2 separate regions of the Homo sapiens genome follow, and region 2 is linked to region 1. Evidence: chromatin loops called from intact Hi-C (ENCODE). Cell type or tissue: CD4-positive, alpha-beta T cell. All regions are shown on one strand. Links, peaks and the distances in the headings refer to the core of each region. The heading gives the core; the rest is flanking DNA. Region 1 has its middle 38 kb from the start of GZMK. Region 2 overlaps CDC20B (cell division cycle 20B).

Evidence for each region. Peaks named below come from ENCODE experiments on the same cell type or tissue, not always from the same donor. Only the 100,000 strongest peaks of a DNase experiment are listed, where the experiment ranks them.
Region 2: a loop joins it to region 1, with 2.1 times the contacts of the local background. A loop is called at or near these places in 4 of 110 quality-filtered maps.

The regions. Positions count from the first base shown.
Region 1 is chr5:55,054,093-55,070,778 of GRCh38, reverse strand. No RefSeq gene overlaps it. Among named protein-coding and RNA genes, the nearest start is that of GZMK, 38 kb to the right of the region's middle. In CD4-positive, alpha-beta T cell, for the core only: no CTCF peak of the experiment used is centred there; DNase peaks (open chromatin) are centred at 8,178 and 8,548; H3K4me3 peaks cover 852 bases.
Region 2 is chr5:55,127,930-55,135,929 of GRCh38, reverse strand. CDC20B (cell division cycle 20B) reads left to right here. Exons shown (of 12, transcript NM_001170402.1): 6 at 2,402-2,518; 7 at 7,313-7,509. Among named protein-coding and RNA genes, the nearest start is that of GPX8, 28 kb to the left of the region's middle. In CD4-positive, alpha-beta T cell, for the core only: no CTCF peak of the experiment used is centred there; no DNase peak of the experiment used is centred there.

The sequences.
Region 1 (16,686 bases), core at 4,344-12,343:
TTTAGAGATGGGATCTTGCTCTGTAGCTCAGGCTGAGCTCCAGTGGTGTGATGATAGCTCACTGCAGCCTTCAACTCCTGGGGTCCAGCGATCCTCCCACCTCAGCCTCCCGAGTTGCTGGTACTACAGGCACATGTCACTGTGCCCAGCTAATGTTTAAAAAATTTACTTTTTGTAGAGATGGAGTCTTGCTATGTTGCCCTATCTGGTCTCTAGCTCCTGGCCACAAGTGATCCTCCTGCCTTGGCCTCCCAAAGGGCTAAGATTACAGGCGTGAGCCACCACACCAGGCCTCATTTCTTATAATTGATTCCTACTCCAGATGTGGGTTTACCTTCCTTGCTAGCAGTGCATCTAGGAACACATTGATTGACACATTGACATGATGTTTACACAACATAGCTTCAGACCAAGGGACATATTTTATCCCAGAGGAAGTGAAACCAGGGAAAATGACCACTGGGTCCCATGTAATCCATTATCCGAAAAAATAGCCAACCTAATGGAAGGGCAGAGTAGCCTAACAGAGGCATAGGAAAGGTGGCAGTTGAGAAAAAACTTCTGGTGGTTTGAGATGTTGAAGCAATGGCCAATATTATGGGGCTGTGTCTCCCGAAACCAGATTATGCAAATCTACAGGGGCAAAGGAGCAGGAATGGTCCCTCTTATGAAGATTCCCTGTGACTCTTTTGTACAATTTGTCCTTTTCATCTCTGTAATGTTAGGTTCTGATGGGTACAGAGGCCTCGGTTCAGGATCAGGGAGGGTGGGGAACTGCTTCTTCCCAGGACAAAGTAAGACAGTAAGAGCTCCATCCAACTGGAAGATGGGACTAATATAGCCAATTTAGGTCCCTCATGTCAGTGGACCAGAAAGCAAAGAACAGACTTATTATACTGGGATGGGGTGATTATAATTGACCCTGTTTACCAAAAGGAAAGCAGAGGATAGCTAGGGGTGTTGTCACACACTGTGAACAGGGAGGAGTATATATGGAACCCAGAGGATTCACTGGGTATCGCCTGGACTTTCTGTGCCCAAGGACAATGGTAAATGAGCAGTTGCAGAGATCATGACCTGATAAAGGCAAGGCAATGAAGGGCTTGGGCTCCCTGGGGATGAAAGTGTGGGTGATTATACCAGGAGAGAATCCAAGAGCAGTCAAATTCCTGGCCAAAGTTGAGAAAATTCTGGAATGAGTGGCAGAGAAAGGAGATGACATATTTCAATGTGGGAATAACTGTGGTAGAAGAGACTGTAGCTTTTTTTCATTAACACTCTTGCCTTAAGCTTTTTTAGAAATTGTGGCTGGCCACCAACTTGGAGGGGACGCTGACTCCACCCCCAACCTAACCTCTGTGGGGAAGAAGTGAGGACAAGGCTATTCTCATGAAAATGGAGATGTCATATTTTACTATAGAGGTCAGTTGTAATGGGACAGCACTAATGAATCTATGTCCCACATCTTTAAGTATACACCAGATGATCTCTGCCTCATCTGTTCTTAGGCCACTTAATCCTTGGGCTGCATGGGCTACAACCAACTTCACATAGACACCACCCAATGTCGCCTTAGCTTATGCCCTAACAACGTATCTCTCATATTCCACCTCTTTTCCTCATGGCCACTGGAGTGTCAGATGCCAAAGGTCTTCCTAGTGCCCACACATAATTCAGAAGTGGAGATGGGACAGTAAATGCCCTTCAGGGTAAAAGCTGACCAATGAGAGACAGAAGCTAGTGTAAACATTCCCCTTTGCCTGCCTGGGTGGACTAGACTGAGACAAGGCAGCTCAGTTCAGAGGGTGGTTCCATGAGTTCAGGCATCCGCTGCACCTCATACCAGAGGTGGCCATAATGGCAGTGCACCCTCTAGAGACTTCTTCCCTGCCTCTCTCCTTCTTTGCCCTGCTTCTCTGGTATCATAGTGCTTAATAAAATAGTAGCATCTCAGCTTGTTCTTCAGGCTTTGCTTTTCAGAAACAATTGCTAAAAAAAGCGGGTTATATAATATTCTCATTTTGTTTATATTATGTACATGCACATATACATTTAAACACACATGAAGAAGAATACTAGAACATATTTATTTTCTTTTTTTAAAAAGTCTATTTTATTTTAAATTCTGGGATACATGTGCAACGTGCAGGACGCGCAGGTTTGTTACATAGGTAAAAGTGTATTATGGTGGTTTGCTGCACCTATCAACCCATCACCTAGGTACTAAGCCCAGCATGCATTAGCTACTTATCCTGATGCTCTCCCTCCCCTTGCCCCCGCTGACAGGCCCCAGTGTGTTTTTTTCCCTTCCCTGTGTCCATGCCAGAACATATTTTAATACCAAATGTTAACAAGAGTTATCCCTGGTGATTATGGGTGATTGTTTATTTTCTTCCTTTTATTTAATTATAGTTCTATAGCTTTAACATTTTACAATGAATGTGTTAAAGGACAAAAATTGTTAATAAAATAATAGAACTTTGTTTTTAAGAAATATTAATCATGAAATTTTTTCCTACATATGATCTACTATATATTTTATTTTACCCTTTTTTTAGAGTATTGATACCCCTAAAGATAGGTGACAGTAGCAGTTATAATATTTACATGTTGTTTCAGATGTGAAGATTTATTTTAATGATCGAAATTTTTTTCTAGTTAGTAAAAATTTCTATATTTGGACTTTTTATATCTGAAACGTGATTTCACATAAGATAGTTAATCGAACACTATATCTGTTAAATCAAGGTTTACAATTGAAATAATATGTATATAATTCATGTAATTTCACATTCATTTATTCTTCTCATATTTGTTAATAACTTTTTGTGTTAGACTGTATTTTGAGCATTGAAAATGCAAAGAATTAAGACACGTTCTCTGTACTCAAGAACTCACCATTGAGAGGGGAAGTTCTCCTAATGTTACTTATCTTCTCTCACAGTTCTCCATCCATCCATCCATCCATCCATCCATCCATCCATCCATCCATCCACCCACTCACTCAGTCTTTAATGATGGTCTATTGTGTTCCAAACTGCAAAAGGCATGAAAAGTAAATGTTGCCTTATAACAATGAATCTTGGGCACTTGAAGCTGATGTGGAATAATTTTCCTAACATATGGAATTGGTATAGAATATGATTTCAATAAGTGTATTCACTCAGCATGTGTTTGCTCAGGTGCTTCTTATGTGCTGGTACGGTGCTGGATGAATAGATAAATCTGGGCCTAAGGACCTGGATTATATACAGAACCTGGGAACTATACCTAGCTCAGTGTTTCAGGAGCCTACGTGTGGAAGAAGTAAGAGATGAGGTTAGAGAGAGAGGAACATTATGGAGAACTTTCAGCACCATGGCAAATAAGGTAGATAGACTCTCACAGGACAATGGGGAGCCAGTGAAGAGTTTGAAGCAGGCATAGGATTCTGTCTTCATTAGAGAGACCACTCTGACACCAATGTGGAGGCAGTGGCAGCTCTGGAATGTCTGTATCTAGGAGGTTTAAGGAGCAGCAATCTGTTGGAAGGGGGAATTTGGAAAGTATCTTGGAGCAGTGTTTTCATAGCAATACCCAATTTTAACCTAGAGTGAATGCTTACTAAGGATGGAAGTGTTTAATGGGAGGGAATGACAGAAACTCATATTAGCAGGGGGAGGCTGAAAGTTTCCAGTGATGGAGGAGGAAGTGAGGCTAGAGCAGGGTAATTAGTTAGGAAATTATAGAACAGATCTGTACTAACAGAGGCTGTGGGGATGGAAGGGAAGGAACAGATAAGAGGGGTTAAAATTAGTTTGTTCAGTGATAATGAGTTTCCACAAAGAGATGATAAGAGGAATTTGGGGGCAGGGCCAGGAAACAGTGGGCTGGATTGGAGTGTGGGGCTGGCAATGGGCTTCTCTACTTGTCTTGCCTCATGGTGCAGGAAGTAATTGGGAAGAAAAGTGAGGCCAAGGGAGACTTTTTTTTTTTTTTTTTTGAGATGGAGTCTCGCTCTGTCACCCAGGCTGGAGTGCAAAGGGAGGCTATTTTTAAGGTGAGAGGAATAACAGTGTATTTGATGTTAGAGGGACTGATTCTGTAGAAAGGGAAATTTGAGGTAGGTTTACAAAAAGGAAGAATTGGTGGTATAATGTTCAAATAAGTGAGGGGGATGGGTCCTGTGCAAAGTGGAGGAGCGGGTCCTGGATGGGAGCGCAGAGAGTCTGTCTACAGTTATAGATGGGAAGTGGAGTGTGCAAGTGCAGACATGGTAGGTGGGTGGATGTGGTGGAGGGAGTCTGTAAAAGTCCCATTCTGACTACTTCAATTTCCTCAGTGCATAGGGAGCCAGGTCATCAGCTCAAAGTGAGAATGCGGAGTGGATATTGCAGGTTTGTGGAGAGAGGAGAAAGTATGAAACAGTCATTTAGAAGAACAGGGAAAATGAAAGAACTAAGGAAATGTAATACTGATTGCCAGGAGGCATTCAAGACCCATTTAAGGTTCATGGTCATTAATTAAGATAAGGCCAAGGAGTTGTGTGATTTTTCTTAGATGCCTATGATGAGTTACAGGTGAAGAGTTTATTTTAACTAGGGTGGTAGTTTTCTAAGCAAACACAACCAAGTGATAAAAGGACCCTGGAATTGAAAGTGTAGGCACAGCAGTGATTGAAAATAAGTGATTATGTACAAAAATTAGCTGGGCGTGGTGGCAGGCGCCTGTAATCCCAGCTACTTGGGAGGCTGAGGCAGGAGAATCGCTTGAACCTGGAAGGTGGAGGTTGCCGTGAGCCAAGATTGCGCCACTGCACTCCAGCCTGGGTGACAGAACAAGGCTCCATCTCTAAATAAATAAATAAATAAAGAAGAAAATAAGTGATTATGGAATTCAAGCTTGGTGTGTGGGGGGAAGTTAAGACATGAAAAGACCAAGGAAGTGTGAAAAGGTGGTAGGGTCAAAGAATTGGAGTTCCTGCAGAGTTGAAGGATTTGCTCTACCTGGTACTGGAGAGACTACTGAAATGGAGATTCCGGAGATGCCCTTAGTGCTGATGACAGGTCTAGGGAATGACCACAGTGGGTGGAGGGGAGTAGGAGATAAGTGAAATAGTGTGAAGGACAAGCTATTGAGGTGAAGGAGAAGAGTTTAAGGAATTGAAAGGCCAGGTGCTGAAAGGATATTGAAATCACCAATTATTAAGACAAAAATAGTGATAGAAAAGGTAGCAATAAGCTAGGGTTTAAATTATCAAGAAATGAGAGGGTTCCTCAAAAAGCTAAGCATAGAATTACCATATGACCCAGCAATTTCACTCCTAGGAACATACTCAAAGAGACTGAAAGCCAGGACTAGAACAGACTCTTGTACAGCATTATTCTCAATAACCAAAAGGTGGATATAACCCAAATGTCCTTCAACAGATGAGTGGATAAACAATGGAATATTACCCAGTCATAGGAAAGGATGAAGATTTGATCCATGCTACAATGTGATAAACCTTGAAGACATTGTGCTAAGTGAAATAAGCCAGATCAAGGGACAAATATTGTATGATTCTAGTTACATAATATACCTAGAATAGGCAAATCCATGGACACAGAAAGTAGATTAGAAGCTATGAGGGGCTAGAGAGAGAGGGGAACGAGGAGTTGTTGTTTAATGATTACAGAGTTTCTGTTTAGGGTGATGAAAAAATTTTAGAAATACATAGTAGTGATGGTTGCATAACATTGTGAATATAATTAATGCCACTGAATTATACAATTAAAAATGGTTAAAATGGCAAAGTTCGCTACCTACATTTACAAAAATTTTTCAAATTAATAATGTAATATACCCGAAATCATTGAACTGTACATTTTAAATGGTAAATTCTATGGTATGGAAATTATATCTCAATAAAGTGGTTAATAAAAAAGAAATGAGGGGACTGTGCAAGTGATCATGAGAGGCGCAGAATAGTGAGAGGCAGTGAGTGGCCTCGTGGGATGACATGAGATGCAGACCTTCCATTGGGCTGGGGAGCAGGGGTGGGCAGAATGGTCTAGCAGCTTCATTACGTAGAAAACCCACCACATAGAAACCTCCAGTCCTAGACCACATCTAACTGACCAAATTGCAACCAGAAAGATTTGGTGGGAACCCCATAAAAGTCTGTTCTCATGACAAAGTTCATTCTAAGTCCACAGGTCAGAAAATCAAGCAAGTTGCAATTACCTTTCTCCCACCCACCCCACTTCAGGGAAATCCTGTTCCTACACATCCTTCACCAGATGCAGGGTGTAGGGCTGCCCCTGTCCTGCACCAAAAGAATCAGACTCAGATATGACTCTGATGTTAGAATTATCAGAAAGAAAATTTAAGTAGTAATGATTAATATATTAAAGTGTCCAGTGCAAAAGGGGGATAGCATGGATGAACATATAAGGGTATTGACAGAGAGATGGAGACCATAAAAAGGGACCAAATGGAAATGCTGGAGATGAAAAACACAGTGAAAGACTAATAACTTTGTTATTCTCAGTAGCAGACGTGACTGTGCTGAGGAAGTAGGGTACTTGAAGACAAGTCAGTAGAAATTGCCCCAACTGAAGCACAAAGGAAAAAAAGTGAAAACCAAGACAAAACAAAAATAAACTCAGAGCAGACTATCCAAGAGCTGTGGGACAATATCAAACTAACAGTGATGTAATTGGAATCCCAGTCAGAAAACAGGCAAGGAGACTGAAGAATATTTGAAGAGATGACGAATAGAGTGAACATTTTATCCACAGTGAAGGAATGAAAGGCTTTGCACTCTTTGTTAACCTGGGCCTACATTTGCAGTCTGATTCTTTGTTTCATTAATCTGATCTACTTGGACAAACTTACCTTTCTAATTCAAGTTTTAGAACATGATATATTCATTTATTCCATTTAAAATACATATGAAGTATCTAGTTACTTTCTGAATTGATTGTATGGTCTAAATGAGGACCAGACTAGCTAGTCTCTAGTGCTGCGGTCAGGGAAAAGAGTAGGACTTTAGAAAGAAGATAGCCATGGCTCTAAATTCTGGCCCTGCTGTTTAATGTCTATGTCATATCTGAGCACAGCAGTACCTAGTTTATGAGGCTGTTGAGAGGATTACGGTAAAGTAATTGTTCTGACTGTGAAATACTTGGTTTGGAGTGGTCCCAGGCCTTCCCACGTTTCCTTCCTGTTTTCCAGGTGATGATGAACTGGTTGTCAGGGTAGAGAGGTACTAAGGTAAAGTGTTGCATGGCACATAGTTGGCACTCAGCAAATGTCAGTGCACCTCCTATACCCTAACTAAACCTGGACTCACCCCCAAATCATAATTGTTGCCAGATGCATCCCCGAGGGCAAAGCTGATTTCCTCTTTGTTATGATTGACGTGGGGGATGGATGGAGCCAGAAGAGAGAAGGTCTCCAAGTGAGTCAGAGCCTGGATGGGCTATGCTGCCTGTCTCATTTCCCAGGAATTACAGACTTTGTCATCCTTCCTTCTAGCTTCTCTCAGCACCTAGAGACCCAGGGTTTTAGCCCAAAGCAACATATGAGGCAGTACCTGCCCCGTCAGAGGGGATAGTGCTCTCTTCTAATTTCTCTGCCCCCAAACAGCCACATGCCTGTTTGATTTTCTGTGAACACACATACAAAAGATTATAGTATAAGACATTTATAAATTGACCTTTCAAAAGTAGTTGAATTGGCAAAATTTGATAGTTAACTGGTGATAGGGGCTGACAGATATGGAAAGGTTTCTACATTATTCTCTGTACTTTTGGAGTCCTTGGTGGCTTACCTGTGCTGTCTATATTAATTGTACCTTTGACAGGAGAGTGACCTTATAATATATTAATATATTCTTGCCATTCATTTTAGAGAGATGATTAAACTTGACCAGTTCACCAAATATCCTGTATCAACATTCTGACAGGATTTGACTAATTACAGTGAATTACAATGTAAAAAGATATCCAGCCTAGAGTATTTTAAATGTTTATTCTGCATTTATTTGGACTTTTTGGAGTTATTTTATTGATAGTATATGGGACAGGTGAGTTTTTTTTTGGTCTGAGTGAACTTGAGAAGCATATAGGCATATTTGACTTTTTATAGTGTTTACAGAGAGCAATACAGCCACAGTGTTTGTGGTTATGTACTGAACCACTTGAAAGCACAGCTGTTGGGCAGAGTGGTAGCTCGCTAGCTGTTTGAGTTAGATACACCACATCTTACTATAATAAATAGTAAATATTTAGAGGCTAAAAACCATATCTTACATTATGGGAGAATAGAATAGAACTAATTATTGGGACTTCTGGGGGCTCTTGGCAATTTGGATTAGTTTTTGCTTTGTCCACCAGATCACTTCATTAAAAACGATGTAAGTACTTCTCAAGGAAGGTATTTAAGGGTAAGTGGATAATAAGAACTATTTATTTTCTTAATTGGCATCTAAAGAGGGATGCAGGGGAGTCCCAGGGTGCCCTGGGCGGCAGGATGGGATGCGGGGTGTGGTGGGATGTGGGTTGCGGTGTTGGGGAATGGAGCGGGTGAGAGCGTGTGCATATGCATGTGTGCAGGATGCTGACCGAATGTGAAAGTGAAGGCTCGATTCAGATGTCTTCAGCTAAAATAAAACATTTCAACTAAGCTGATAAAATCATGAATGAGGTATTCATGAGGAGATGTTAGTGTAGAAAAATCTCCAGAGTGGCACTTTTTAAAGAGTAAAGATGGAACAGTATTTATCATGTAGCTTGCCCAGCAGGTTTATGTTGGAGCTGGGATTAGGACCCAGGTAATTGGCACTTCTTGCCTGATGCCCCAAGACACTTCCCGATCAAGTTCATGGCATTGTACCAGGTATTAGGGGATGGTGGTACAATTCCAGTCTCTTGCCCTCTGGGAGATTATAGTCATGTAATATGCAGCTAGACCAGTGTTTTCTTTCTTTCTTTTTTTTTTTTGAGAGGAAACTTGCCCACCTCATTGAATCTTCTGTGGAAAACTAAAATATAAAATAGATGAAAGTCAGAGCTGCTCTGACTATGTGTGTATACATGTGGGGGTCCCAAGTCTTACCACCCCAGCCTCCTCCTCATAGCTCCTTCTCCTTCTTGGGTGATAGGGCTCTAGGGAACAGCTGGGAAGTTTGTGATCTATCCTCAGGCTCCTATGTTGGAAGGGACTGTGAGGCACAGGGATGGGAATGTGCAGAGAGAGGGCTCTGTGGGGCTTATTGCCTGCCTGGTGTTTCCACCGGGCAGGGGTTTGATGAAGATGACATGTCCTCCCAGTGCAGCATCTATTTCCTTCAGTGACGGGGGAGCAGGGGTATTAGAATAACTAATGGTGGCACAGCTTTTTTCCAGGCTTGTTGGACTTTTCTTGTAGAATTTCATTTATTTATTCATTGGTTTAATTATTTATTCATTAATTTGTGAGATATTTACTGAGTTCTTGTTCTGAGACAGATGCTGAACTAACATACTCTGGGGGAGGGGACCAATAGGCTAGCCTGAAAACTGCCTTCCTTGAGGGCTTCCTGAACAGATTTTGACAACCATTCTGAAGAGGGCAGGTGAACCAGCTCTCAACATAGACACCACTGGCCAACCCGTGTTGCCAACTCTTTCTGGACATTGAAGGCTCCTGGCTTTTCTTCACCAACATTAGAAACACACAACTGCAAGTGAACTGTATCTTGGCGGAAGAGCTCAGGTCAAACTGTTGTATTTTTGGATCGAATGCTGGCTTTATTCTAGCACGAGGAAGACTTTGGGTGTGAATGAATTTAGAGTAAGGATGGCAAGAACATCAGAGAGCCCCAAAATGTCTATTGCTATTTTCACAGGCTCTAGATGCTATTTCAAAAAGCTAAGTATGTACAGCATGGCAGATATTGAGGAAATTAATGTACATCTTTTTTGCTTAAAAAACTTCATGTTGTGGCCTGTAATAGTTCATTTGCTTATTTTTATTTTTAAATTTTTTGCAGGATTCTTTTTATTAAAGTAAGACTTATACAAATGGAATTTACCATTTTAACCATTTTTAAGTGTACAGTTTGATGGCATTAAGTCCATTTACATTGTTGGGCAACCGTTGCTACCAGCCATCTCCAGAGCTTTTTTCATCTTCCAAAATTGAAACTGTATACTCATTAAACAATAACTCTCCATTCCCCACTCTCTCAGCCCCTGGAAACTACCCTTCTTTCTGTCTCTGTAAATTTGACTACTCTAGGTACCTCATATAAGTAGAATTATACAGACAGTATTTGTTCTTTTGAGACTGGCTTATTTCACTTAGCATAATATCCTCAAGGCTCACCTATGTAATAGAATATGCCATATTTCCTTTTTATGGCTGAATAATATTCCATTATATGTACAGACCACACTTTATCCATTCATGCATTGATAGACATTTGGGTTGCTTCCATCTTTTGTTTACTGTGCATAAAGCTACTCTTAGCAGGGGAATATGAATATTTATCTGTTTAAGTCCCTGCTTTTAATTCTCTTGAGTATATACCCAGGAGGGGAATTGCTGGATCATATGCTAATTCAATTTAAATTTTTTTGCTGAACTACCATACTGTTTTCCACAGTGGCTGCACAATTTACATTCCCACTCAACAGTGGGCAAGGGTTCTGATCTGTCTACATCTTCCCCAATACTTGTCACTTTCTTTCTTTTAATTATAGTCATCTTAATGAGTGTAGAGTGAATGAACAACTTTTGAACAAAAACAATGCATTCATCTTTCTACAATGTTAATTATAAAACAATTTAATACAACTCTTAGGTACCTATTCTAAGTTTCACATGAGTGTTATACTAACTGACTTCTTTCTAAAACTTGGACAATTAAAGTCTGTTCTCAAAGCAAATAGAAAAATGGTAGTATAGTAATATGATGAAATATTATACAGTTATTTCACCTGATTCTCTTGTGCCATGACCACACAACCTCAGGACTTCCCATTCATATGCTTGCTATCCAGTCACTTCCAACTGTAAGCACCTGCAAATCTTTGCCAATGAGCTTTCTCTGAGTGTCAAAGCCCTCTGAGCCCCTTCGCAGAGCAGCCTTAAAATGCTGAGGATTAAAACCCCCTGGAAGCATCTCTCAGCCATTTGCCGATGGGAGTTAGTGAATAAATACCCCAGCTGCTTCACCCCTTGGTTGGGTTAACTCTAGGGTGTGTTCCACACTGTCTCCCGGGGTCCCCAGTGGGGATTGAGCCCTGGTGACTCACAGTGGTAACTTGCCCAATAACATATCCTTCACTGGTTTCCTCATTTTTCCCAGTTTTCTGCAAGTATTTCTTGGGATTACCTCCTAAAAGAACTATTTGTACTCACATCCATGTCTCAGCACCTGCTTTTTGGAGGGACCCAACCCAAGACAGTTGTTATGATGATGACCATGTGGACTTTTTTGTTACATGGTAAAGAGTTTATAAAAGAATGCTAAATTTAAAAAAGACTACATCTAGATTAAAATTACGTTTATGTGAAAATAAGCTTCAGAACTGACTATACATTTATGTAAACTGGTTTTATTTTCAATGGAGGCATTTTATGTGTGTTTTCCTGGTGAAGTTATTTACGTATTATAACAGAAATGAGTTTCCTTGAGCATTTCAAGGCTTTGATCATCGTTGTATATACATTTGAAAATGTCATGTCTCTGTTATCCTTAGAGTACAACCCATGTCCTTCCCAGATGGTTCAAGTTACATGGCATGTTTCTGGTTCATACAGTGCCTTACTGTGGAAAGATGGCTTCCTGCTCGCTCCTGGGTATATTATTATTTCCAGCTATGCTTAATTTTAAAAGGTAAATAGGGTTTAAAGTCCTACTCTCTTAGCTTTACAAATGTAGACAAATATTTATTTCCTTTTCCTTTTGTGCCAATAGATCTCATTTGCAATACTTCAGGAAATCTCACCCAATCAAATCTATGCCATTGTAACAGGAAATATTTTTAGTTTTCTTGTGATGGATCATTCTTTTGTATTTCCTATTCCCAAATGTTACTTTCACTAGTGTCTGAAAGGAAGATAGTTTAATGATCCTATTCAAGTTACTTCTGGTTATTTGAGAACAGGACTCACCATATGTTGTATACTCTGTATCTCTTAAGTGAGGATTTATGTGGAATATGAAAAGTATGTGGGCAAGGAGTTGTTTTTGAGTTTTTAGTGTTGTTGGCAGTCTAAACATTTCACAGAAGATTCAGTACAAACATTTATGTCAGATGAAATGTATAGCCAGGAGCTTAGGGAAAGAGGTCTTACTGAGGGAGAAATGTTAGACCCTAAAGAGGTAACTTCTGTTGGGAGAACACAATTTCCCTCAAAGCTTTGGGGGCAGGCACTGGGCAGCCTCAGTTGGTGGCCAACAATCCTATAAACCAACATGAAAGTTTCCTCAGAGAAACTAAACCCATCATAGGTGACACCATTATTATTCTAAGGGAAACTGACCTCGCTGTCATTGTTCACTTGGTTGTTACAAAATAGATGGCAGCAAATTGATCTTCCCTAATAATTCAAGGCTGTTTAGAAGTGAGGTGTACAACTTAAATCTCCTTGTAAGCCTTCCAACAGGATAAACATTCCTAACAGGCTCTTCCTTAGAACTCTGGGCAGGTGAGCTGAATTTTCTGAAAGGGTAAATTCATTTTGTTTAATAATCCCTTCTTTAGATAGGTCTTACCGCATCCGAGGACACTTAGCTTGCTTCTGAAGGTTGGGGGAACCAATAGTCAATAAATAAGGACCTGATATCTACTGTACATATACCAAATACCATGGTGGGCTCTGGGGAACCCTGATGAACAAAATCTTCAAGAGCAGGGATTATCTGTGTCTTTGATCCTAAATGCTCAGGTGCATCCTGTTGATTTTCACCTATCCATTTGCTTCTTTGATCTTGGGGAGCAGTATTAAATGTAATATGAGTTTGTGGACAGTGAAGTGGTGCTAAATCACCAATTTATCTTCTTCATCTTCAGTCTTCCCCCGTCCACCCTCTGTCTCCCACTAAATTTATTTTTGAGAAGATACAACTATAAAAATGATACCTATTATATTTTATTACAGGGGAACGTGTAGAAGACTGAGTTAGACCTTTAATATATTCTATAGAGGGGTGACTATACAAGAGAAGTTGCAATTCAACAAATTATTAACATTGAAGAAACCAATCGATGGCAAATTTTGATAAAAATTTGCAAACCTACGCTGACAAGGTGGAAGTGAAAAAGCCCTCTAAGATTGCTTTAAAACTTCTTTACTTTTTTGTGTTACCTCCTTGGATGACTTGCCCCTTTGTAAAAATCGCATTCCTTTGCTAGTTCACCTTTCAGTCAATAATTCTTCATAAAGTAAAACACTGGCTCAGAGGTATGCTGGAGCTGGCTTGTCCTAGCTCACAAGAGCCAACTGTTAAATTTTTAGGGATTTTGAAAGCCAGTTGTTTACTTAGCCAATATTGAAAATTAAGTTAGATAAACTTACAATTAAATAAATCATATAAAACAACAGTTGACCCTTGAACAACATGCGTTTGAACTTTGCAGGTCCAGTTATACACATATTTTTCTCAGTAAATATACTGGACAATTTTTTGGAGATTTGCAACAATTTGAAAAAATCCAAAGATGAACTGCATAGCCTAGAAATGTTGAAAAGTTAAAAAAAAGTCAGGAATTCATAAAATATATGTAGATACTAGTCTATTTTATCACTCACTACTATAAAATATACACAAATATATTATAAAAAGTTAAAATTTATCAAAACTTATGCATACAAATATAGACTGTTTATGTTGCCATTTGCAGTCGACAGAAATTTCACCAAACATAAAGATGCAGTATTAAATAATAACTACATAAATTAACTGTATTATACACTGTACTGCTGTAATAATTTTGTAGTCACCACCTGCTGCAATTGCAGTGATTTCAGTTGTTGCAAGTATCCATTTAAAATGCATGTGCTGGCTGGATGTGGTGGCTCACGCCTGTAATCTCAGCACTTTGGGAGGCCGAGGCGGGCAGATCACTTGATGTCATGAGTTCAAGACCAGCCATGGCCAACACGGTGAAACCCCGTCTCTACTGAAAATACACAAATTACCTTGGCATGGTAGTGGGCGCCTGTAATCCCAGCTACTTGGGAGGCTGAGGCAGGAGAATTGCTTGAACCAAGGAGGCAGAGGTTGCAGCGAGCTGAGATTGCATCACTGCACTCCAGCCTGGGCAAAAGAGTGAGACTCCATCTCAAAATAAATAAATAAATAAATAAATATTAAAATGCATATGCCACTCATCATCTTCTTGTGAGCAGTTCATCTCTCCAGTAAATTACAAATTGCAGTAAGAGGTGATCTTTTGTTGTTCTCTTGTATTTTTCAATGTGTTTAATGCAATACTGTAAACCTTCAATAACACCATGAGACCCATAGAAAGTGTCACCAACGATGGTGGAAGTGCCCCCAAGTAGTAAAGAAAAGTCATGACGTTACAAGAAAAAGTTAAATTGCTTAATATGTACCATAGATGAGATCTGTAGCTGCATTTGCTCACCATTTCAGATACATGATTCATCTTATAAGCAGACAATATAAACTTACAGTATTGAGAAATACAGTGCAGGACTGCGTTTCTTTTCCCTTATGATTTTCTTTCTTTTTCTTTTCTTTTTTTTTTCTTTTTGAGACAGAGTCTTGCTCTGTCACCCAGGCTGGAGTGCAGTGGCATGATCTCAGCTCACTGCAACCTCTGCCTCCCGGGTTCAAGCAATTCTCCTGTCTCAGCCTCCTGAGTAGCAGAAATTACAGGTGCCTTCCACCACACCCAGCTAATTTTTTGTTTTTTTTTGTAGAGATGGGGTTTCACCATGTTGGCCAGGCTGATTTCGAACTCCTGACCTCAAGTGATCCTCCTGCCTCGACCTCCCAAAGTGCTAGGATTACAAGCGTGAGCCACCGCGCCCAGCCTCCCTTATGATTTTCTTAATAACATTTTCTTCTCTCAAGTTTACTTTATTGTAACAATACAGTGCATAATATATATATTATACAAAATATGTGTTAATTGGCTGTTTGTGTTATCTGTGATGCTTCCTGTCAACAGTGGGCTATTAGTAGTTAAGGTTTTAGGGAGTTGAAATTTATACACAGATTTTTGACTCTGCAGAGGGTTGGTGCCCCTAACTCCCATGTAATTCAGGGGCCAACTATACTTCTTAATTATTTTATCACATTTTCCTAATACCTATACTGTTGAGGTCACTTATGTCTGTTGTGTCTGCACTATATAGTGGTGTGTTACTCAGCATCTCTTCCCAGCATCACATTTAGTGACGTCACATCAGTAGCCTGAAACTGGCTATGGTGGGAATATTTACACAATGGAAATCAGCAAACAATACAAATCAAGGCTTTTTCTTCCAAGAGCTGGTTGCTAACCATTTTACCAGCTCACCACTGACTGCTATGCTTTCAAGGGCATTGCACTTCCATCTCACCTTCACTGAGTTTTGGGGGTCATCGTGAAGGTCAAGGCAGTGAACCTCAGCATACTGGGATCCCAGGACACCAAGACACACAGAGGTTTTGCTTCTGGGTCACTGGCATAGTCTGTTTGGTGCTGACTGGCTGGCTCAGAGAGGTTTCCTCTCCACATTGAAGCTGTGGTCAGGAATGACAAAGGCTGTGTTCATAACCAGTAGGTCAGACTGAGAGACTTGGCCATCATGATTCTTGTGGGTCTACCTGCTTCGTGTGATCTCTCTGTGAGGCAGGAGAATAGGGTCTGGAGGCAGGGAACCTAAGGCCGATCCACACTGACTTCCTAGAACAACATAAACAGGAAAACCCCAGCTTTCCATGCCCAAGTGACAAAAGGACCAGAGGCTACTCCCTTTAGAACCCTCATGCCCCTTTTCTGGGTGGCAGATGAAAAATTGAAAGTACCTCTGATTGGTCCCCTCTTGCAACCAATCAGGCTGGTCGGGGCCAAGTCTTCATCTGCATAGGAGTATAACTTTGTAATTTCACTTCAGCCTCTGATTGAGGGCCACTACTTAATTTACATAGTAATTTACAAGTAACCAATGGGAAATCTCTAGAGAGTATTTAAATCGCAGAAAATTCTGTAACCAGTGCTCATGAGCCACTTGCTGAAGCCCACTCCTGCTCTGTGGAGTGTACTTTCATTTCAGTAAATCTGTTTCTTTCATTGCTTTATTTGTGAGTTTTTTTCCAGTTCTTTGTTTAAAATGCCAAGAATCTGGACACCCTCCACTGGTAACATCTGTACAGTGTGCTTTTCCTTTTCTGTTTTTCCTCTAACATCATGAACTCTGCCTGCATTCAATGGATGCTGCCTAATAGACTATCATTGTTTTCGAAGCAACATACGTGGCTTCATTATGTAATCATAGGACTTAGCTCTGTCTGGATTGGTTGGCCATTCACTCCCTGGCTAGAAACATTTCTGTCTCTTCTAATCTTCTTGGTCTCCAATTGCAGGCTTCTAGTGTCTTCTTCCTAGGTAGCATCATTAGAGTGTCCACTTTCTAAAGTTTCCTCTCATACTGTTTGTAGAGTTTAATTAAATCTGCCTGGTCCTCCATGCATTTTTTTTCAGAACTTCCTCTCTC
Region 2 (8,000 bases), core at 1-8,000, 69 kb before region 1:
TTTAAAAATTATGTAGATAACACATAGATACACACTTTTAACTTCTAAATACAGAGGTGTCCAATCTTTTGGCTTCCCTGGGCCACATTGGAAGAAGGATTGTTTTGGGCCACATATAGAATACACTAATACTAAAGATAGCTGATGAGCTAAAAAAAAAAAAAAAAAAAAAATCACAAAAAAATCTCAGTGTTTTTACAAAGTTTACAAATTTGTGTTGGGCTGCATTCAAAGCCCTCCTGGGCTGCATGTGCCCTGTGGGCTGCAGATTGGACAAGCTTCTAGCTAGAACTTTGTGCATGTTTATTCCTCAAGCGTCTGTTTCCCAGCAGTAAAAAGGGGAAAAAAATTGAGTTAGATGCATAAAAATAGGCACAAAATTTCAGGCCTTCTAAATGTTCTTTTGGGGGTTTGGGAATATATGGTTGGGATGAGAGTGTGAACCTTGTCTTTTCCTTAGAATGATATTTTCTTAAAAGCAAAATAAAATATGTGGGGACATGTCTTTCCTCAGCTCCCTCGTCTTTTGTCCTAAACAGCAACAAGTTTTTGTTTCTGTAAGGTGCTGAGTATTTGGCTTAGAATAAAAAAATATATGTTCTATGAAGCCAGAGATAATGTACCTATATTATTCTGATATTTTAGGAGTCTCTCTCTCTCCCTCTCTCTTTCTCTCTCTGTATATATATATATATAGACACACACACACACATACACTTTATTATTTAGATTTGTTTTAGGTTCACAGCAAAGTTAGGCAGAAGGTGCAGGTTCCCTTATATCCCTTGTCACCACACATGCACAGCCTCCCCCGTTATCAACATCTCCCACCAGAGTGGTACATTTGTTACAATCAATGAACCTACACTGACACATCATGGTCACCAAAAGTCCATAGTTTACATTAGAGTTCATTCCTGATGTTATGTATTCTATGGGTTTGACCAATGTATAATGACATGTATCACTATTATAGTATACAGAATAGTTTCATTTCCCTAAAAATGCTCACTGCTTTGTCTGTTCATCCGTCTCTCCCCTTCCCATAGAAACCTTTTTACTGTATCTATAGTTTTTCCTTTTCCAGAATGTCATATAGTTGGAATCATACAATATTTAGTTTTTTCAGATTGTCTTCTTTCACTTAGTAATATGCATTTAAGGTTTCTTCATGTCTTATTTTTTATTTTTTTTAGAGACAGAACCTCACTCTGTCACCCAGGCTGATGTGGAGTGGCGCTCCTGGCTCAAGTGATCCTCCCACCTAAGCCACCCAAGTAGCTGGGACTACAGGCATGTACCAGCATGCCTGGCTAATTTCTGCATTTTTTGTAGTGACAGGGTTTCACCGTGTTGCCCAGGTGGGTCTCAAACTCCTGGGCTCAGGCAATCTGCCTGCCTCAGCTCCTAAAGTGCTGAGATTACAGGCATGAGCCACCGTGCCCAGCCCCAGGAGTTTTTTTGTTCATTCTTTGGGTATTGATTTTTTTTTTAACCTTGTTGATACTTTATCAGCAAGCCTAAGTATTTTTAGTAATCTTGCAGTTTTGCCCTCAGCTACAGGTTTTCATAGCTAACACGGAAGCAGGAATTTATGAGTAACAATTTGGTTTCTTGGTGTAGCATTGTGAAGCTCTCATGCTTTTATCAGAAGCCATCTGGTCATAGACACCACAAGTCACCTGGGTGGTCTTGGTTTCTTTTGATTTTATCATTCTCAGTTTGATCACAAGCTGAGTGGTTGGAGATGAAAAGACAGCGGCCTGTGGTTTGAACTTAGTATGGTCTTTTGATGAGAACTGAACAAAAGATAGAATACTGACCTTAGATAGTCATGGGTAAAATTAACCAAAAGCAGACAATCTGAAAAAACTAAATATTGTATGATTCCAACTATAAATATATTAACAATACTCCAGTATTGGAGTCTGTGTGCTCCAATACTGAAATATTGAGAGAAAGAGCTAAAATCAACGAATCAATAAATATTTATTGATGAAGTCTCAGAGTAGGGCATAGGTGTACCAGGTAAGTCTTGGTGTGGAAAAGCAAAATTCACTTTGGTTTTAAAATCCCAAATAACAGAATAAATATTCAAAGCATGATGTAGTATCTCTGTGTACTCCTCACAAGATCTATCTTCTACATTCAGGTCTGTATGCATGTGCTTTTTAGTAGGAAGTGTCATTGAAAAAAATTTTAATCTTCTTGTTTAAATTAATACTGAAGTGCTCTTCATTTCCTTCCTTCCCCGGCTCTTTGTACTGTAGTTTTATCATGATGACTACTTATTTTCCACTTAATTAAGCTTTTTCACTTAATGTTATTTCTTAATTCCCACAAGAATAAATATTATATTTTCAGGATCTTAGAGCTGTGTAGAAGTGTTTGTTTCTTGTAGGCTGCAAAGATGGAGTCAGAGATGAATCCTTCCATCTTAAAAGTTCTGGTGATATAAACGATTCCATACTCCAACCAGAGGTGAAGATTCATATTACTGGTCTTCGAAATGACTACTGTAAGTTATCATTTAGATTGGGAATTAAAAGTTGAAATGACAAAATGCATCCTGTGCTCTGGTATAAACTTGAAATTTGATTAAACCAGATGGCCTTTATGTCTCATATCCAAATAGTGTAGCATCCAAATATGGCTAATATACTTGGCTTTTCCTGGTGCAACTTTCATATTTAGGGATGGTATTGTTAATGTTGGCATGGTGTGGGAAATATACATTTTATGTTACTGTATTAGAAAGAATTGTACTAATGATGGTCTATTCTTATGTATGTATTTTAAATATGGGTAAATCGAATCAGTCAAACAACTGCATTGGGTCTACTTGTTATGTGCCCAGCTTGTAATCTAGTTTGGAGGACAGGACTAACTGACACGGAACTGATACCATATGCCAAGGTAGATTATAAATAATAAATCATGGGATATAAGGAGCTATAAAGACTAGAAGGAGCTTAGTGAGCTTCGGTGTTGTCCAGAAAGACGTTGTGGAGATATTTATACTTAAGCTGGGTCTTGGAAGATCATTAGAACTTGGAAAGGTATAGAGGAGAAGGACCATTTTTGGTATTGTTAACAGCATGAAGAAGGCAGGATGTTGGTAATTAAGATATTTAATGGCAATGAAGAAGATACATTGGGGACTGGTGAATAGGTGGGTACAGATTATGGAGAAAAATTCAAATTCAGAAATTTAGATTTGTTTTGGGAGTTGTTGACTAAGAGAAACATCAAAGGAAAATTCATGGCAGAGTATGCAGAATGCACTTAGTAGGAAAGAGCTGCCAAAGAGTAAAGGCTTATTTTTCCTCCATGAAGAAAAGAAATGGGATGAGAAATGAATTCATGATTATTCCAAGTTTTTGAAGCAGGAGAAAGAAGGGTGGTGTCACTGAGAAGACAGATTGGCAGAGGAGGTGATTTGGAGAGGAAAGACTATGCTTGAATATTATTTTAAAGGAGACAATCAGACATAGAAGCAGTTTGGCAGATTATTTGAAACGAATGCTGGTAGTTGAAAGAGGATGGACTAGCCCGTAGGTCAGATGATTATGATTGAATCCAGGAGCCAGTGTAAGCTCCCTAGATGAGGGAGAGAGGAGCAGAGGGAAGGGGTCTGGGCTCCATGGAATATCTAAAAAGAGGCATGAGCTGGAAAAAGAAAAATCCCTGAAGGGAACAGTTCTCTATCTCCCTATTCCTTCAGCTCCTTCTCCAAGAGAATGTATTGTCATGACCAACTAAGAAGGATGGATTTTCAAAAAATGTTAAAAAACTGTTATATTAAAAAGAAACAATGTTTGTTCCCATTTTTCCTTTAAGCCACAGCCCTTTTTCTTTCTTTCTTTTTTTTTAAACAGAGTCTTGCTTTGTCACCCAGGCTGGAGTGCAGTGGCTCACTGCAGCCTCCGCCTCCTGGGTTTAAGCAATTCTCGTGCCTCAGCCTCTTGAGTAGCTGGGCGTGTAGCTACAGGCATGTGCACCATGCCTGGCTAATTTTTGTATTTTTAGTAGAGATGGAGTTTCACCATATTGGCCAGGCTAGTCTCGAACTCCTGACCTCAAGTGATCCGCCTGCCTTGGCCTCCCAAAGTGCTGGGATTACAGGCATAAGCCACCATGCCCAGACGCACAGCCCTCTTTCTTTCCTCCCTTTGACAGTACAACTTTCAAAAGATCTTTATACTTATAATTTTCTATTTCTCTCCCCATATTGTCTCAAATCCACTCTAGTCAAGTTTTAAGTCTCATCATTCAATTGAAACTACTCTTCCAAACATTACCAAAGAACTCCTCATTGTTATAGCCAACAGTTACTTCTTAGACTTCATACCGAACCCTAACAACTATATTTGAGACAGCTGATCAATCCCTCCTTCTTGATATCCCACTCTTTTGGGTTTTGTCCAAGAGTGTCTTTTGTTCACTCTTTCTCATCCTTTTTTGCTGATTTGTGTTTCTCTTCCATTTCCCTGACCTCTAAATGTTGGAGTACCCAAGGCCTGTTCCTTGGACATCTTTTCTTTTTTTACTTCTGTTCTATTTTAATTGATCTTAGCTTTTTGGCTATATCTCTTTGTATTGTGTTTTGTCGTCATTTTTCTAGGGATTACAATGTAATTTTAACTTTCTTAGTCTACGTAGAGTTACTATTGTACACATCACACAATATATAAACATCTTGCAATCACATAGGTCTCTCAAAGTCCCCACTACTTTTTAGGTTATTGTAGTTGTCATGTGTTTGTTTGTTTGTTATTGTTTTTTGAGGGAGGTTTTGAGGGAGGTTTTCACTCTGTCACCCAGGCTGGAGTGCAGTGGTTCAGGCTGGAGGCTGTAGAGGCTTACTGTGGCCTCTACCTCCTGGGCTCAAGTGATCCTCCTGCCTTAGCCTCCCAAGTAGCTGGGCCCACAGGCACATATCACCATGCCCAGGTAATTTTTTGATTTTTTATAGAGATGGGGTCTTACTTTACTCCTCAGGCTGGTCTTGAACTCTTTGGGCTCAAGTGATCCTCCCACCTTGGCCTCCCAAAGTGCTGGGATTACAGGTGTGAGACACTGTGTCTGGCCTGTCATGCATTTTATATTTACATACACTGAAAACCATCCAATTGTAAACGTTTTAAAATTTAAAAAGTATTTAAATAGCTTAAGAGGAAAAAATGGCTCCTATGTTCACCCAAATATTTACCAATTTCAGTGTTCTCCTTCATTTCTGAAGATCCAAGTTTCTCTTTCATATATTGTCCCTTTAGCCTGAAGAGCTTCCTTTAGCAGTTCTTGCAGATCAGGTCAGTTGGCACAGACTTCTGTTAGATTTTCCATCTTCCAGTTGATGAGATTTTTGCTGGATATAGAATTCTGGGTTGAAAGATCCACCACTGCCCCCTACCCCCAGCATTTAAAAGATGTTGTTCCATTGACTGTGGCCTCCATGGTATCTGGTGAGAACCCCATGGTCACCTTGTTATCCTGCTTCTAAGACCTGACTCTACTTACACATATGTTAGATTTTTGGATATTATTCCACAATTCGCTGAGGCTTCATTCTTTAAGAAATTTTTTCTCCACATTCTTTAGATTGAATAATTTCTGTTATCTATATTCAAGTTTACTCTTTCCTCTATCACCTCTATCCTGCTATTCAGTGTATCCAAGGAATTTTTCAGATATTATATTTTTCCATTTTAAAGTTTGTATTTTGTGGTTTTTGTATATTTGATTTCCATTTTAGAGCTTTGTTTTATGGTTTCTATTTTCTTTACTTAGAAAATACTTTTGATTTTTCTGTTTATCTGTTAAAGCTTCATATAAAGTTTCATATAAATTTTCATTCATTTCATGTGTGTTTTTCTTCACTTCATGGAGAATATAATGGCTGCTTTAAAGTCTTTGATAATTTCTATACCTAGGTCACCTTGGAGTTTTCATCTATTGGTTATGTTTTGTCTTTACATTTATCCAGTAATTTTGAATTGTGTCTGGATATTGTAGATGTTATGTTATAGTCACTGGGTCCTGTGGAGAATGTTGATGTTTTGTTCTGGTTGATGTTTTTGTTCTAGTTAGGTTCACATTTTAAGTTTTGTCTTGCCATTTGTGGGTGGTGTTTCAAATCTTAGATCAGTTTCTTAAACTTTGACCATGCTGGTTTGGGTCTGTATCTCATACATGTGGATCAGAGCCTAGGCTGAGACTTGTATGGATGTTTCAAATCTCAGTTCGTTTCTTAAAGCCTTTACTAAGGTGATTTGAGTCTCTTCTGCATGTAGGTGATTTAGGGGTAAGGCTGAGATGTGTGTGAATTAATATACTCACACTCAGAGGATCTCTTTCTTTTGGCTTTCCCATGTCTAGGACTTTTCCCTCATACTGGTATCAGTTCTATGCCTCAGGCTCTTTTCCATGGTTTCTCTGACCAGAAATATGGTGGCCTTTTTGTCAGAGTCTTCGCTGGCACTCCATCAATGGGGCCTGTCCTCAGGGCAAAGGTGTGAAAGAAGAAAAGTGGGAAACTTACCCCCCGCCAGTTTGCTTCTCCAAATTTTGACTCCCTTACTTAGTTTACTGCTTTTCCTTACTTTACAGGATCTCCAGGTGTTTGTTTTTTATATTTCATTCAGAGTTTATATTTATCATGGGGACGGAATGTATTGTAGGGGTTTAAACTACTGTAGGGGAACTGGTGTGCTACTTAGTTTTATACTGATACGTGTCAGTCAGGAGTTTCTGACTGATAAGAAATAAGATAGGGTATATTTTAATAAATGGTCATACAAATATGTTTTCTCTTAGCAGTCAAAGGTTTCTTATTAGTATAAGCTATAGAATACTGTTGAGAACGTGTAGGTATCATACATGAACCACCACCTCTTCTAGCTGGGTGGTGTTTTTGGTTAGAAATGATGGTGGCATCTCCCATATAGATATCCTAGGTCCAAGAGTGTCTCCATAAGAATTATATGCTTTTAACTTTTACTGATCCGTTAAACGAAGTCTACATGTACTAATAATGGTAGATGAATCTGCCAAGTTCTTTAAATGGCTCTAAATAAATATATTTCAGTGTAAATAATAAGCATTATTGCTTATTAGACTGTGAGTGTTGACACTAGATTCTATTCCACTTTTCATTTTTGAACTTTTAAGGATTTTCATGGTTCCATGTTTCCATTTTCCAGCTAACCATGGGGATGGTATTATTCTTTTCCCCCTACCTATAAAGTTGTTTATTTGAACATGTTTTCATGTGGCTGTATAATTATACTAATTTGAAGTGCTTTTCTTATAGATCTGAATATCCTAGATTGGAGTTTTCAGAATCTTGTTGCCATAGCCCTGGGCTCTGCTGTATACATCTGGAATGGGGAGAACCACAATGGGATTGAAAACATAGACTTAAGTCTCACTTGTAACTATATCTCTTCTGTGTCCTGGATAAAAGAGGGAACTTGCCTGGCAGTTGGCACCAGCGAGGGAGAAGTGCAAGTACTGGCCAGTTTTTTTTTTTCTCATCATGTTCTCTGTGTATTATTACACTATAATTGACTTTTAATAACAAGTTAATGTAAAATAGAGAAACTAGGTGTGGCTCTTGAAGTATGGGGAATAAAAGGAGATGACATTCCGCTTTTTTTTTTTTTTTTTTACTGAATGGTTTTTAATGAAAACGTAAGGATACTCTGGTTAGTTTCCACCACAATCTTTCTGTCATATTTAAAAATATATTTTCTCTGAAACTAAAGTTGGGCTTGTAGAATCTCCAGTTTTGGAGCTTTGGAGAGAGGAAGATACTTTCAGTTCTCCTTTTCACCTGAAGCCGTGATTAAGAGTACAGTTATAGAAAATGAGTGAATTTTTTTTTCTGATAGGCTCCTTGAGATGGGGATTTATCAAATTTCCATCAATCTATCTGATTTCTCATGTATCATTATTATTGTTTATTACCAATAGAATAAACAATATCACTCATGTGCAAA